Linked DNA regions of Homo sapiens: region 2 is linked to region 1. The links are chromatin loops, found by intact Hi-C in ENCODE. Cell type or tissue: breast epithelium. All regions are shown on one strand.

Region 1 (8,000 bases):
TCACACAGGGGTCTACTCACTGATCTGTTTGCCAAGGGACTGGGAGTTATTTCCAATGCCTTTCAGCTTTTCCGCTTGACAAAATAGAAATAATGTGTATTTTCTTCTCTAAAATAAGGTGGTTTTCAGCATGTCAAGCCATTTTTGGCCAAAGAATAAATACTGGACCAAATAGGTGAAAAACTAAAAATAAAATAGATGAAAAAGTCCTGCAAAGCAAGGACTTTGAAAAGTCTAGGAATCATCATGGCTATGTCTCTTATATTCCTATGCTCTTCATCTCTAAATTAATGCTTTAAAGAAAAGGGGGTGATTGTACCTCCCAATGTACCTCCTTGTGCACTCATATTTAATTAAAGCTGTTCTAGAAGGGCCAGTCAAAATAATAATAATAAAGTCATACGACATTGGAAAAGGAAAATGTTATTTTCATGTGATATGCTACTGAGAAAACCTAAGAGAACCAACAAAAACAATTAGGACTATTAAAAATAATAAAATAATTCTAAAAACACAGAAATCAACAGCTTTCCTAACTATTGGCAAAGATCAATTAGAAAATATAATGGAAATAAATATCCTAAAGCAAGAAGAATAAATTAAAAATACAGGTACTCAGAATTAAAGGAAATGTGCAGGAACTATGCAAGAACTGTACAAAACCATCAGTGAGGGGCATTACATATTTTACTTGAAAGATACCCCACATCCGTGGATGGAAAGAGTGCATACTGCAAAGACACCAATTCTTTCCAAAGTAATTTCTTTCTTTCTTTTTTTTTTTTTTTTTTTTGAGACAGGGTCTCATTCTGTCGCCCAGACTGGAGTGCAGTGGTGCAATCTCAGCTCACCACAATCTCTGCCTCCCAGGCTCAAGTGATTCTCCTGCCTCAGGCTCCTGAGTAGCTGGGATTACAGGTGTGTACCACCATGCCCAGCTAATTTTTGTATTTTTAGTAGAGAGATGGGGTTTCACTATGTTAGTCAGGCTGGTCTTGAACTCCTAACCTCAAATGATCTACCTGTCTCGGCCTCCCAAAGTGCTGGGATTACAGGCATGAGCCACAGCGTCCAGCTTCCAAAGTAATTTCTATGTTGAATGTAATTATCATCAAAATTTCAAAGGGATCTTCTTTCTTGATTCGCAGTGGGTAGGGGTGGGGTGGGATCAAGAAGAAGATGATAAAAGTGATTCTAAAATGTCTTAAGAAATATACAAGCAGGCCGGGCACGGTGGCTCACACGTGTAATCGCAGCACTTTGGGAAGCCGAGGTGGGCGGATCACCTGAGGTCAGGAGTTCAAGACCAGCCTGACCAACATGAAGAAACCCCATCTCTATTAAAAATACAAAATTTTTATATTTTTGTACAAAAGAGTACAACGAATACTAACAAATACAGTGTGTAACAAATCTATAATAATAAAAACATTGCAGCATTAGCACAACAACAGACAAGTACAGCAATGAATGAGAATAGAATGTCCCTGATCACACATCAGTATATTTAAGAATTTAGCAGATGAAAAAGATGACATGTCAAATCAGTGGGGAAAGAAATAAATCGTTCTATAAATGGTGCTGAGACTATCCAGTTGGTCAACAGGAAAAAATAAAGTTATATTCCCTGTTACGCAACTAGCAACAACACAAATTCCATAAAAGAAAACTAAAATCATTAAAAAAAAAAAAAAAGGTAGGCAAATAGTTCTATGCCCTTGCAGTGGGGGAAGGGTTTTCCATGCTTAGACAAAGGAAGAAACTGTGAACTTGACAATGTGGAAGTTTGAGACTTGTGCTCGGGGCACTGGCCAACTGGTGTTGAGGCTGTAAGCTGAAATCACCTTTTTAAAGCACAGGTTAGCAATGTACATTAAAATGAAAACAAGTCCATTTTCTTTAACCTAGGATTAGCAGCTCTGAGGTTTTTTGCTTTTTGTTTTTGAGACAGAGTCTCACTCTGTTGCCCAGCCTGAAGTGCAGTGGCACGATCTCAGGTCACTGCAAACTCCACCTCCAGGGTTCAAGCAATTCTTCTGCCTCAGCCTCCCGAGCAGCTGGGATTACAGGCGCCCGCCACCACAGCTGGCTATTTTTTGTATTTTTAGTAGAGACGAGGTTTCACCATGTTGGCCAGGCTGGTCTCAAACTCCTGACCTCAAGTGATCCGCCCACCTCGGCCTCCCAAAGTGCTGGGATTACAGGCGTGAGCCATTGCACCCAGCCTAACTCTGAGGTTTTTACCCCACAAAGGTAATCACAAAAGTAATACCTATTTCCCAAGGATACTTAAAGAAGAGTTGCTATAATTGTGTAAAATGAAGATAATCAAGGGGACTGGGTTACAATAAATTATGGCATATATTTTCAGCAGAACACAAGGCAGTTACTAAAATTGATGCTAGAGATCTGTATTGATGGATACCAGTTACATCCAAGACCTAGTATCAAGCAGGGAAAAAAAAAAGAAAGATGAGAGAAGAGGCAAAATCTAAGGTGACTGGCTTTACTTAATGACTTACTCAAATGACTTTAAGGTAAGACTCAACAGTCCCAAGAGAGGCCAAAAGGCAAAGCACTCTAACCTCAGCTTCCAGATTTGTGCCCTCCCTCTGGCCCAAGTCACAGATTCTTCCAGGTGCCTCAGTCTCTCAGTCTATAAAATGGGGATAAAAATCACCAGTGCCATTACCATACTCTCCCCTGTCCCCAGGGTGCTCTGAGGATTAATTAGCTGGTATTTGTGAAGTGTGTTCCTGTACTGAGTTATTACTGAAAAGTTTCCATTAGGCTCATCAGCTCTTTAAAGTTCTTAAGCAAAACTAAAGAAGTTTTGATGAAATGCCCCAAAGACAAGCATGGCTGGTAACAATGAAGCCGTAGAAGAAACAGCCCGGCAACCCTGCCCCCTAACCCTCCACATCAGGCGCAGTGCTCAGGCAGTAAGGCCAAGCCAGAGTTTCATCAGCACTCCCCCAGGATGAGGTCAGCGCACACCGACTGCCTCTGGCCCTCCAAGGGGACGATTATCACACTGTCGCCAGCGTCCCCAGTGCTCCTTATTAGTATAATAGAAACCCTGCACAGAGACCGACAAAGTGCGTGAGAGGAAAAAGAACACGTGCAGATAGGCACCCCCCAACCCAAGTCCCTAATGAGGGGTACAGGGACGGATGTGCATGGATCCTCATCAGCCCCACCCTGTGGAATTCTGATCACAGCTGCCATGCTCTGGGGATATAGGGAGACATGGAGCAGCTTCCAGAGAGGCAGCATGTTCACAGTATCACCAGCTCCAGCCAGGAGTCCAGAAAGACAAAGGTTATGCTGCTGAAGGGGCAGGCAGGACACTGTGAACCCCTGTCATCCCAACCCCTCATCCCAGCAGAGGAGGAGCCCTGCTAACAGCGCTGAGCACTGGCAGACGGTGCCTGCAGAAGGCGGTTTCAGTGGCAGGCCTCTGGGCTGCCCCTTTCGCCTCGTGCTCGGTGGAATGTCCACGCTGGCTCCGCAGTGCCAGCCCACCGAGATGGACTGCTTTGTCCAGCAGTGCCTGCGCCAAGGACATGCTCCAGGATCATTCGGCTTTCTTCCTCCCCTAATGCTTGTGTCTTTCTCTGTATGTCTCATCCTGTCTCTCAAATCTATTCCTGTGTGTCCCAGAGGGCCAGAATGAAGCAAGTTCTGCTGTTATGATGCAACGCCCGGCCACAGGTGAGGCCCGGACTCTTCTGAAAACCTAATGAACGGGCAACAGCAGCTTGTGTGCTTCTTGACAGCACACAGGTGCTGATAAATATCTACCTCCAGGATATTCTTGGTAAACACAGGCACTGCGGCCCCTCACCCTCACGGGTGCATGCACACACACACACACACACACACACTCACACCTTGCCGGCTCTGCTCTCACACCTCAAAAACAAATTATTTAACTATTCTCTTCCCTGAGGATTAGAGCTCTAATTTCAAACACAGAGCTCCCTGGCTTGTCTCTCACATATGCAGCACATTCTGATAGGTTAAACGCTGCGGTTTAATTACTGTAATGAGAGGTGCTTTTTTTGGGTTTCCTCAAACATTCGTTTTTCCCTCCCTTATTTTACATTGAAAATCATTTTTAGCATGTTTTCCTCCGTCATTTTCCCCATCTCTCCCCCCGACTCTGTATGTAGGGAAGAAGGAAGGCTCTTCGAGTGAGTGTCTGAAGAGTCACCAGAAGTGAGTGGGTAACAATACTCAATGTCCAAACCTTTCATTTAAATTTTTTTAATTTAAAATTTGTAAATTAAAAAAAAAGCAGATAGGAGAGGTAAAAGCCCACCAAAGTAGACTGCTACAGTGACTATCCCGGACAGGAATGGTCAGTAAAAAACACAGCAGGTTGGTGTGTTATTGGGGGGTAGGGTCAGTCCTGCAGGTGGTTTTGGGAAGGGATGGGATGTGTTCCCGCGATGGCCAGCATGTGATTTACTGCAGCCCCAGATCAAGAAGAAGGCTGCTTTCCACGGGAAGGCTGGACAAAAGCAGACTGAGGAAGATGCCTCTAGAGAAGCAACTTGCTTTCAGATAGGCTTTATTTTTAAAAGGTGTACAGCCAGCCTGGGAAACATGGCAAAACCCCATCTCTACTAAAACTACAAAAATTAGCTGGGTGTATGGTGGTACGCATCAGTAATCCCAGCTACTCAGGAGGCTGAGATGGGAAGATCACTTGAGCCCCAGGAGATGGAGGTTGCAGTGAGCCAAGATCGCGCCACTGTATTCCAGCCTGGGTGACAGTGTGAGGCTCTGTCTTTAAAAAAAAAAGAAAAAAAAGCATACAGCCTATATGCTTTCAAAGCTGTGGATCATAATTTACCGCCAAACCAGGTCCACCTTCAGCCCCAGGCATGAGATCTGGACTGCACTGTGTGGGCATCTGAAGGCTGCAGTCATTTAAAAGGAAAACCTGACTGCAGCTGCAATGCCAAGAGAGCTCTAAGATCAGGCTGAACCGGCAGAGGAGCAGAAGCTTCAAGAAGCGAAAATGCCCTTCTCCCTGCCTCTTCAAGGTGACCTGGAATGAGTATCATGGAGTTCAATGACTCTGCGTGTGCTCTGGGATCTCCCAGCAAGTCAGTTAATGTCCTGATCATTTTGGAGTCTGCCCTTTTGGAGTCTGCCCTTTAGGCTTTCTGCCTCAGCTCCACACATTTTGTAAACTTCTCTTTTTTTTTTTTTTTTGAGACGGAGTCTCGCTCTGTCACCCAGGCTGGAGTGCAGTGGTGCGATCTCGGCTCACTACAAGCTCCGCCTCCCAGGTTCACGCCATCCTCCTGCCTCAGCCTCCCAAGTAGCTGGGACTGCAGGTGCCCACCACCATGCCCGGCTAATTTTTTTTTTTTTTTTTTTTTGTATTTTTAGTAGAGACGGGGTTTCACCATGTTAGCCAGGATGGTCTCGATCTCCTGACCTCATGATCCGCCCACCTCGGCCTCCCAAAGGGCTGGGATTACAGGCGTGAGCCACCGCGCCCGGCCCACATTTTGTAAACTTCTGACTCCACTGATTTGTAAGAGTAAAGGTACCACAAAGACCATCTGCTACCAGAAAACCGAGGTGCATGCAAGGTCAGGGAACTAACCGTCATGTCACAGGTGTGCAGGGAAGCCCTGAAAATTGCCGAGGCCAGATCAGCAAACAGGTTGACTGTCACAAGCAGATCAGTGGAAACACATGCAGATATAACAGAGAAGGACAAACTCAGGGAAGAGCAGATGAGGAAACAGATGACAAAGGAGTGAAGAGGAGCTTTCTGGAAGCTGAGTTTTCAGTGGAAGGTGGGAGTAGCGGCCCACTCTGACCATGACCCAAATCAGTGGGACCTTCTCTTCTTGGAGGGAGAAGCAGACTTTACCAGAGGCAGAGTGACAGGCTTACCCCTGAGAAATCATTTCCAGATAAAATAACACTTGCTTCATAAATGCCATCTTCCCTTTCTTCAGAGAGTCTCAAATTTCAGTGAAACCACTTAACAATGTCGGTGTCAAAGAACAAGCTTAACGGTCACCCTGTAGAAGCGACTTTGAAAGGCAGAAGCCAGCGCCACTGCCTGACTGTGGGGCATCCGCCTCTGGCCAACCACTAACCACGTGACAGGGTCCCCCGCACCTCCCTCTGGGCCTTCTCTCTTCACAGCGTCTCTCACTCCTGGTCTACTCTTTCATCTGCTATCCTCCACACCAGCTCCCTAAGCCAAAAATTTGGACAGTGAGCCCAGACTCTTCCCTCTTCTTCACTCTTGCATCCATTCAGCCACCAATTCCCAGGAGATTCTGCTTCCTCACTCTCTAATCCATCCTCTCCATCCCCGTAATAACTGCCCTGGTTCATCCATCATTCCCCTCTCCTAAATGCCCGCCCTACCTTTGAGAGAGCTTTCTAAAACGCTAGCATGAAACTTATTATTCCACATACAACTTTTCCGTGGTTTCCCCACTGTCCACATAACAAAATCCACACTCTTGAGGTAACACATGCCAGGTCTTCCCTGATCCCACCTTTGCCCACCTTTCCAAGCTGTCTCCTCGATCTCTCGCCTTAGTGGCTATGCCCCATCACATCCTCTGCATGGACAAAAGTCACCAATCCGCTTCAGACCTTAAAAACAACTAATCCTCTTGCAGGGCTCGGATAAAGGGGACCTCCTCCATGAATGGAGGCACCTTTTTAACCTCTTCGCCACTAGTTCTCCTCCCCTACCACAAAACTGATCGCTCTCCCCCCAGGCCTCCACTCAGATACCTATTATAGCACCTATAATATTTTATCACCCACACCACATCTGTTTATATATCATGGAACCCCACTAAACTACAAATATTAAATCTTATTTTTGTATTTTTATGTTTAGCACAAATGTTGGCACATGAAGGAAATGGATATTTAATAATTAGTAAATGGATAGATGATTTTTCCAGTGAATCATACTGCCTCTATGTGCTAAACTGGGAACCAACAATTGATACAAACATAGATATAAATATATAGATAACAGGCATGAACAAACTTAGAGTAAATGAATCTAAAAAGCAGATTTTTTTTTTGAGACGGAGTCTTGCCCTGTTGCCCAGGCTGGAGTACAATGGCGTGATCTCAGATCACTGTAAACTCCGCCTCCCAGGTTCAAACGATTCTCCTGCCTCAGCCTCCTGAGTAACTGGGATTACAGGCGTCCGCCACCATGCCCAGCTAATTTTTGTATTTTTAGTAGAGATGGAGTTTCACCACATTGGCCAGGCTGGTCTTGAACTCCTGACCTCGTGATTTGCCCGTCTCGGCCTCCCAAAGTGCTGGTATTACTGGCATGAGCCACCACACCCAGCCCGGAGATAGTTTTTAAATGTTTATGTTTCATCTAAGTATGCAGTATGCAGTATAACTTATTTTTTTTTTGAGACAGAGTCTTGTTCTGTCGCCCAGGCTGGAGTGCAGCAGCACGATCTCAGCTCACTGCAACCTCCACCTCCCGGGTTCAAGAGATTCTCCTGCCTCAGCCTCCTGAGTAGCTGGGACTACAGGTGCCTGCCACCACACCCGGCTAATTTTTGTATTTTTAGTAGAGGCGGGGTTTCACCATGTTGGCCAAGCTGGTCTCGAACTCCACACCTGCCTCAGCCTCCCTAAGTGCTGGGACTGTAAACAGGCATGAGCCACCGTGCCTGGCCATAACTTTCTGATTGTATTTTTGTTAGGCTAACATTAAAATTAGTTTGCATCCCTGATACCAAACTGGTTGGAAGGGAAGTAGAGCTGCAGAAAATTAAAGAAAAATTGGTATAAGATAAAACTTCTACAATGCATCATTCACAAGTGAATAGCGAGAACTAACTACACATGTATATTCTTGGTTCACCACAAAATCCTTTTAAACAAATACCTACCATTTCCCCAAAACAAACAGAGTAATTATGGTAAGGCCTTGTTAGTGTTCAGGCAGTATGCGTGAAATACATTTA
Region 2 (8,000 bases), 440 kb before region 1:
TCACTGCAACCTCGGCCTCCCAGGTTCAAGCAATTATCCTGCCTCAGCTTCCCAAGTAGCTGGGATTATAGGCATGTGCCACCACACCCAGCTAATTTTTGTATTTTTAGTAGAGACGGGGTTTCACCATGTTGGTCAGGCTGGTTTCGAACTCCTGACCTCAGGTGACCCACCCACCTCAGCCTCCCAAAGTGCTGGGATTACAGGCATGAGCCACTGCGCCGGCCTTGTTTGTTCTTTGAGACAAGGTCTGGCTCTGTTGGTCAGGCTGGAGTGCAGTGGCCCAATCTTGGCTCACTATCACCTCTGCCTCATGGACTCAAGCCATCCTCTTACTTCAGCCTCCCTAGTAGCTGGAACTGCAGGCACACACCACCACACCCAGCTCTTTTTTTTTTTGTATTTTCAGTAGAGATGGGGTTTCACCATGTTTCCCAGCCTGGTGCTGAACTCATGAGCTCAAGCGATCTGACCACCTCAGCCTCCCAAAGTGCTGGGATTATAAGCATGAGCCACAGCACCCGGCCCACAAGTACTTTTGAAAGGTAAACTAATACTAAGGTAAGATATTTTTATTTTATCACGATTTACTTTCTTTTTTTTTTTTTTTTTGAGACGGAGTCTCACTCTGTCGCCCAGGCTGGAGTGCAGTGGCACAATCTCGGTTCACTGCAAGCTCCGCCTCCCAGGTTCACGCCATTCTCCTGCTTCAGCCTCCTGAGTAGCTGGGACTACAGGCACCCACCACCACGCCTGGCTAATTTTTTTGTATTTTTAGTAGAGACGGGGTTTCACCATGTTAGCCAGGATGGTCTCGATCTCCTGACCTCATGATCCAACCTCCTCGACCTCCCAAAGTGCTGGGATTGCAGGCGTGAGCCACTGCGCCTGGCTTACTTTCCTTTTAATTTAAGCATCTTAGCTGCCAAAATTAAGGTATGCCTCCCTTATTTGTTCTAGATCTTGGGTTTTTAAAACCATTTTTTGTAAAAAGCCAGTTAGTACATAAATACAAATAACAAAAAAACTGCAGTCTCTTGTTCTCCCCAGCCCCTTCCATATCCCTTATCAGAAGTAACCATTCTTTTAGTTGTTTCTTATGGATATACCTACATCTTTTAAAATAATAAATCTATCCTGCAATTAAAAAAAATTTTTTTGAGACAGGGTCTTGCTCTGTCACCCAGGCTAGAGTGCAGTGTCTCGATCTCAGCTCACTGCAACCTCTGCCTCCCGGGCTCAAGCCATCCTCCCACCTCAGCCTCCCCAGTAGCTGGGAATACAGACATGTGCTACCATGCCTGGCTAATTTTTGTATTTTTGCTAGAGATGGGGTTTTGCCATGTTTCTCAGGCTGGTCTCAAACTCCTGGGCTCAACCTTGGCCTCCCAAAGTGTTGGGGTTACAGGCATGAGACACCATGCCTGGCCTTATCCTGCAAAATTTTCATTTATTCAATTTAGAAAGTATCTACTGATTTCCTATTATGTCTAATGAGGGTTTTTTAGCTCACACTTCATTATCATTTCCTCCATCCTCTTAATATACTGATACCTAATATCACCATTTTTGGTTAAATACATATTCAATGTTTTCACTATTATGACTACATAAATTGTGTTCATGACTGAGACAAGTTTTATCTTTTCTTGTGCAACTTTACTTTTTCCTGGAGTTAATAATTGCCTTGCTTTTTCATTTGCTTTGTTCTCTTTGAACATCTAAATAATCATTTTATGCCCTCCAAAAGTTGTGTAAATGTCTTGAATAAGGTTTTCTTCATAGTCAAATCTGTCAGCTAGTTTGTGATTTTTTTGGGGGGGGACAGAGTCTTGCTCTGTTGCCCAAGCTGGAGTGCAGTGGCGTGATCTTGGCTCATTGCAACCTCCGCTTCCCAGGTTCAAGTGATTCTCCTGCCTCAGCCTCCCAAGTAGCTGGGATTACAGGTGTGCACCACCACACCTGACTAATTTTGTATTTTTTTAGTAGAGACGGGGTTTCACCCTGTTGGTCAGGCTGGTCTTGAACTCCTAACCTCAAGTGATCCACTCACCTTGGCCTCCCAAGGTGCTGAGATTACAGGTGAGAGCCACTGTGCCCAGCCAGATAGTTTGTAATTTTTATTTTTTTATTTCTTGGAGTCTTCATGCCTCCTTTCCTGGATTGCTTGCTGGAAATTGTATCAGTTGTCATCCTGGAGACTTCCTTACATGTCTGAAAATGGTCTTATTCCATTTACATGTCATTGGTAGTCCGGTTGCGTACAGAATTTTAGGTTGAAGGTCATTCATACTCAACACTTAGAAGATATTTTTCTGCTGGCGCCTAGCTTCTCTTATTGCTGTTAAGAAATCCATTGCATTCTTGGTCATTCACGTAATCTTCATTTTCTCTCTGGACTCTTTCATGATCTTACCGTATCATCCATTTTCTGAAATTCAAGATGGGCTGATCTGAAGGTAGTCAGTTATCTCAGTTGATCAGTTCAATTCTTTCCCCTTTTCTCACTACTGCACTTGACTAGTCTTAAAAAGAAAAAAAAAAGGGCTGGGCATGATGGCTCACACCTGTAATACCAGCACTTTGGGAGGCTAAGGTGGGTGGATCACCTGAGGTCAGGAGTTCGAGACCAGCCTGACCAACATGGTGAAACCCCATCTTTACTAAAAATACAAAATTAGCCAGGTGTGGTGGCACATACCTGTAATCCCAGCTACTTGGGAGGCTGAGGCAGGAGAATTGCATGAACCCAGGAGGTGGAGGTTGCAGTGAGCTGAGATTGCACCATTGCACTCCAGCCTGGGCAACAACAAGAGTGAAACTCTGTCTCAAAAAAAAAAAAAAAAAAGAATGAAATTCAAGATGATGACTTGGTCTTCCTGAGTATCTTTTTTCATTCATTGTTCTGGGCATATGGTGATCTTTTTGTTATAGAGATTTTTGTCCTTCAATTCTGGGAAAGTTTGTTGTATTATTTCTTTGACAGCTTTTTCCCCAATGATTCCTTGGTTCTCTCTTTCTGAAATTCCTGTTAGCTATTGACTTTCCTACAATGATGCATCATTTTTGAAAATCTTTTTTCTTTTGTTGTTACAATTTTAAAAATTCTACTTTCTGTGAAATTTCCCCAATTTTACCTTCAATATTTTTATTATTATTGTATTTATTTATTCATTCTTTTTTTTTTTTTTGAGATGTAGTCTTGCTCTGTCACCCAGGCTGGAGTGCAGTGGCACAATCTTGGCTCACTGCAACCTCTGCCTCCCGGGTTCAAGTGATTCTCCTGCCTCAGCCTCCTGAGTAGCTGCACTGCAGCTGCCCACCACCACGCCTGGCTAATTTTTGTGTTTGTAGTAGAGTCAGGGTTTCACCATGTTGGCCAGGCAGGTCTCAAACTCCTGGCCTCAGGTAATGCATCTGCATCAGCCTCCCAGAATGTTGAGATTACAGGCGTGAGCCACCGTGCCTGGCACACTGGGGTCTTCCTTTCACATTAGAGGCTCTCTTCTCTTTGTCCAAAATCCATAGCCCAACTCCTTGGACCTGTTGGAATATTTCACAGGAGATTGTTGTTTTGACTCCTTTTATTATTTCCCCTTGGGCAGAAATTGTGCGACCAAAGTGATAACATAATAATTTATTTGAGCATTTATATACCAGGCTCAGAGTTGGCAAATTTAATTCTTACCTCAACTCTATTTACCAAGTACTACTACTATTGACCTTCTCTGAGGAAACTGAGGCACAGAAAGGCCAAGTAACTTGGCCAGAGTCACATAGCCAGTCTGTGGCAAAGCTGAGGTCCTTGGTTCTAGAGCCCACGCTCCTAATCACCTCTAATCCATCTCCTTATTTGGAACCTGGGGGACAATTTGCTCTCTGTTCTTTATAGAAAACAACCACAACATTGTAACACCAGTTACTAAATGCCAGACACTGTTCTGAACACATTATCTGTATAGATTCCTTTAATCCCTAACGGGCCTATGAAGTAGGTACCATATTTAGTCCTATTTTACAAAGAACCTTCTAGAGGTTCAACTTACCCAAGATCACCAGATAGTGACAGCAGTGTCCGAATTTCAAATCTAGGCTGGGTGTGATGCCTCACGCCTGTAATACCAGTACTTTGGGAGGCCAAGGCAGGAGGATCGCTTGAGCCCAGGAGTTCTAGACCAGTCTGGGCAACATAGTAAGACCTCCATCTCTACAAAAAATTTAAAAATTAGCTGGGCGTCGTGGCATCTGCCTGTGATCCAAGCAACTCAGGAGGCTGAAGCAGGAGGATTGCTTGAGCCCAGGAGGTCAAGGCTGCAGTGAGCCATGATGGTGCCACCTCCAGCCTGGATGACAGTTCGAGACCCTGCCTTAAAAAAAATGAAAAAAGAATTTAAAATTTAGGTTTTCTGTCCCTGGAGATCTCACTTTCATTTTCCTTTCTGGGCCTTAGGAGCAGAGTGGAGTTTATTGCCCTCATCAGTTCATGGCCCACCACCCTCCTCAGCCTGGGCAAAGCCTGGCTTATTTTATTTCATTATTTTCTTTTTGTTTTTGAGACAGAGTTTCTCTGTCACCCAAGTTGGAGTGCAGTGGCGCTATCTCGGCTCACTGCAAACTCCACCTCCTGGGTTCAGGTGATTCTCCCACCTCAGCCTCCCAAGTAGCTGGGATCGCAGGCACGCACCACCATGCCTGGCTAATTTTTGTATTTTTTGTAGAGACAGAGTTTCACCATGTTGCTCAGGCTGGTCTCTAACTCCTGGGCTCAAGCAATCCTCCTGCCTTGGCCTCCCAAAGTGCTGGGATTCTAGGCATGTGCCACTGCGCCTGACCTATTTCATTATTTTCTCCAGTTACTCCCAACCCCTAGTCCCTCTCCCCTCCCCCTCCTAGGCCCTCACTAGGGTGTTCATCTGTCTTTGAATCTGCATGTGTCTGTATAAAGCATGCACAGTTGTTCTGTGGGTGTACTTAGCAATAACCAGACATTTATTCAGCACCTACCATGGTGCCTGCCAGGTGTTACCCTAGATCAGGGAGCAACAAACCACAGCCGATTGCCAGCTTTTATACAACCTGCAAGCCAAAAATGGTATATATATATATATATATATATATATATATATATATATATATTTCTTTTTCGAGATGGAGTCTTGCCCTGTTGCCCAGGCTGGAGTGCAATGGTGCCATCTCAGCTTACTGCAACCTTCGCCTCCTGGGTTCAAGTGATTCTCCTGCCTCAGCCTCCCCAGTAGCTGGGACTACAGGTGCCTGCCACCACGCCCAGCTAATTTTTTTTTTGTATTTTTAGTAGAGACGGAGTTTCACCATGTTTGCCAGGCTGGTCTTGAACTCCTGACCTCAAGTGATCCGCCTGCCTCGGCCTTCCAAGGTGTTGGGATTACAAGCGAGAGCCAATGCACCCGGCCAGTTTTTACATCTTTAAATGGCTGAAAAAAAAATCAAAAGAATACAGTTTTGTGACACCTGAAAATTATATGAAATTCAAGTATCAGTATCCATGTCTAAGTTTTACTGGTGCACAGCCACACTCATTTTTTTGTTTGTTTTTTTTTGAGATGGAGTCTTGCTCTGTTGCCCAGGCTGGAGTGCAGTGGTGTGATCTCAGCTCACTGCAACCTCCGCCTGCTGGGTTCAAGCGATTCTCCTTCCTCAGCCTCCTGAGTAGCTGGGATTACAGGTGTGCGCCACCACGCCTGGCTAATTTTTGTATTTTTAGTAGAGACGGGGTTTCTCCATGTTGGCCAGGCTGGTCTCAAACTCCTGACCTCAGATGATCCACCTGCCTTGGCCTCCCAAAGTGCTAGGATTACAGATGTGAGCCACCGCACTGGGCCCACGCTCATTTTTTATGTACATCTCTGGTTGCTTTCACGCCACATTGGCAGAATTGAGTAGTTACAGCAGAGATTGTATGGCACAAAGCTGAAAATACTGACTGTCTGGCCCTTTACAGAAAAAAGAAAATTACTGACCAGTGCTCTAGAGGTTGGGGATACTCTAGGGAACGTATGTGTTTAATTTATATAAATAGAATGATGGTTTAACTGGGGCCGGGGAGCAAATTCAATCTGGGATTTTTGAGAGTGACAGAGAGGCTATTAATTACTGGGACAACTTGGGGTCAACTATCTGTCTCTGGAAAGCAAGGATGCATGATTATCTCTCTCTAACCCTCATTCTGCCCAAGATCACTGGCTTTGCTTGTTGTATTTTAAGAATGTGTTGGCTGGGCATGGTGGCTCAACCCTGTAATCCCAGCACTCTGGGAGGCTGAGGAGGGCGGATCACCTGAGGTCAGGAGTTCGAGATCAGCCTGGCCAAGGTGATGAAACCCTGTCTCTACTAAAAATGCAAAAAATTAGCCAGGCATGGTGGTGGGAGCCTGACAGAGCGAGACTCCGACTCAAAAAAAAAAGAATTTGTTGGCTAGGCATGGTGGCTCACACTTGTAATCCCAGCACTTTGGGAGGCCAAGGTGGGATGACTGCTTGGCCTCAGGAGTTGGAGGCCAGCCTGGGCAACATAGCAAAACCTAATCTCTACTAAAAATACAAAAATTGGCTGGGCGTGGTGGCTCATGCTTATAATTCTAGCACATTGGGAGGCTGAGACAGGTGGATCACCTGAGGCCAGCAGTTCGAGACCAGCCTGGCCAACATGGTGAAACCCCAACTCTACTGAAAATACAAAAATTAGCTGGGCATGGTGGCACACACCTGTAATCCCAGCTACTTGGGAGGCTGAGGCAGGAGAATCGCTTGAACTGGGGAGGTGGAGGTTGCAGTGAGCTGAGATTGTGCCACTGCACTCCAGCCTGAGTGACAGAGCAAGACTCTGTTTTAAAGAAACAAAACAAAACAAAACAAAAATTAGCCAGGTGTAGCATTGTGAGCCTGCAGTCCCAGCTACCTTGGAGGCTGAGGTAGGAGCTTTACTTAAACCCAGAAAGTTAAGGCTTCAGTGAGCTTTGACAGTGTCACTGTATTTCAGCCTGGGCGACAGAGCAAGATGCTGTCTCAGAAAAAAAAAAAACAAAATTTCTCTGGGTTGTAGCCCTAGAATAGGACTCAGCAAACTATAGCCCATAGGCCAAATCTGGGGCATGGCAGTTTCTGTACAGTCAGCAAGCTAATTTTTAAATGACTGGGGTAAAAAATCAAAAGAAGAATCATATTTTGTGACACATTAAAATGACATGGAGGCCTGGCATGGTGGCTCACACTTGTAATCCCAGAACTTTGGGAGGCCAAGGTGGTAGGATCACTTGAAGCCAGGAATTCAAGACCAGCTTGGCCAACATGGTGAAACCCGTCTCTATTAAAAATACAAAAAATTAGCCGGGCATGGTGGTGTGCACCTATAATCCCAGCTACTCAGGAGGCTGAGATACAAGAATCGCTTGAATCCGGGAGGTGGAGGTTGCAGTGAGCCAAGATTGCACCACTGCACTCCAGCCTGGGCAACAGAGTAGAGTCTGTTTCAGAAAAAAAAAGAAAAAGAAAATGACATAGAGTTCACATTTCAATGTCCATAAAGGTTTTGGAACAGCCCCACCCACTCATTTGCATATTATCTAAGACTGTAGCAGTGTCTTTGTGGTCTGCAAAGCCTAAAATATTTCCTATCTGGCAGGGTGCCGTGGCTCACGCCTGTAATCCCAGCACTTTGGGAGGCCAAGGCGGGCGCATCACGAGGTCAGTAGATTGAGACCAGCCTGGCCAACATGGTGAAACCCCGTCTCTACTAAAAATACAAAAATTAGCTGGGCATGGTGGCGTGTGCCTGTAATCCCAGCTACTTGGGAGGCTGAGGCATGAGAATAGCTTGAACCAGGGAGTCGGAGGTTGCAGAGAGTTGGAGGTTGCACTGCACTCCAGCCTGGCGACAGAGCGAGACTCCGTCTCAAAATAAATAAATAAATAAAAATAAAATAACGATTTTTTTTAAAGCAGATTGGTCATTTTATTTTATTT

What was found. Hi-C counts contacts between places; a loop is a spot of excess contacts. Peaks named below come from ENCODE experiments on the same cell type or tissue, not always from the same donor. Only the 100,000 strongest peaks of a DNase experiment are listed, where the experiment ranks them.
Region 2: it touches region 1 in a loop (13-fold over the local background); 1 of 110 quality-filtered maps calls a loop at or near these places.

The regions. Positions count from the first base shown.
Region 1 is chr1:10,551,530-10,559,529 of GRCh38, reverse strand. All of the region lies in intron 3 of PEX14 (peroxisomal biogenesis factor 14), which reads right to left. Among named protein-coding and RNA genes, the nearest start is that of PEX14, 81 kb to the right of the region's middle. RefSeq lists an enhancer at 2,913-3,574. In breast epithelium, no CTCF peak of the experiment used is centred here; a DNase peak (open chromatin) is centred at 3,719; H3K27ac peaks cover 1,283 bases.
Region 2 is chr1:10,994,392-11,002,391 of GRCh38, reverse strand. No RefSeq gene overlaps it. Among named protein-coding and RNA genes, the nearest start is that of TARDBP, 14 kb to the left of the region's middle. In breast epithelium, no CTCF peak of the experiment used is centred here; no DNase peak of the experiment used is centred here.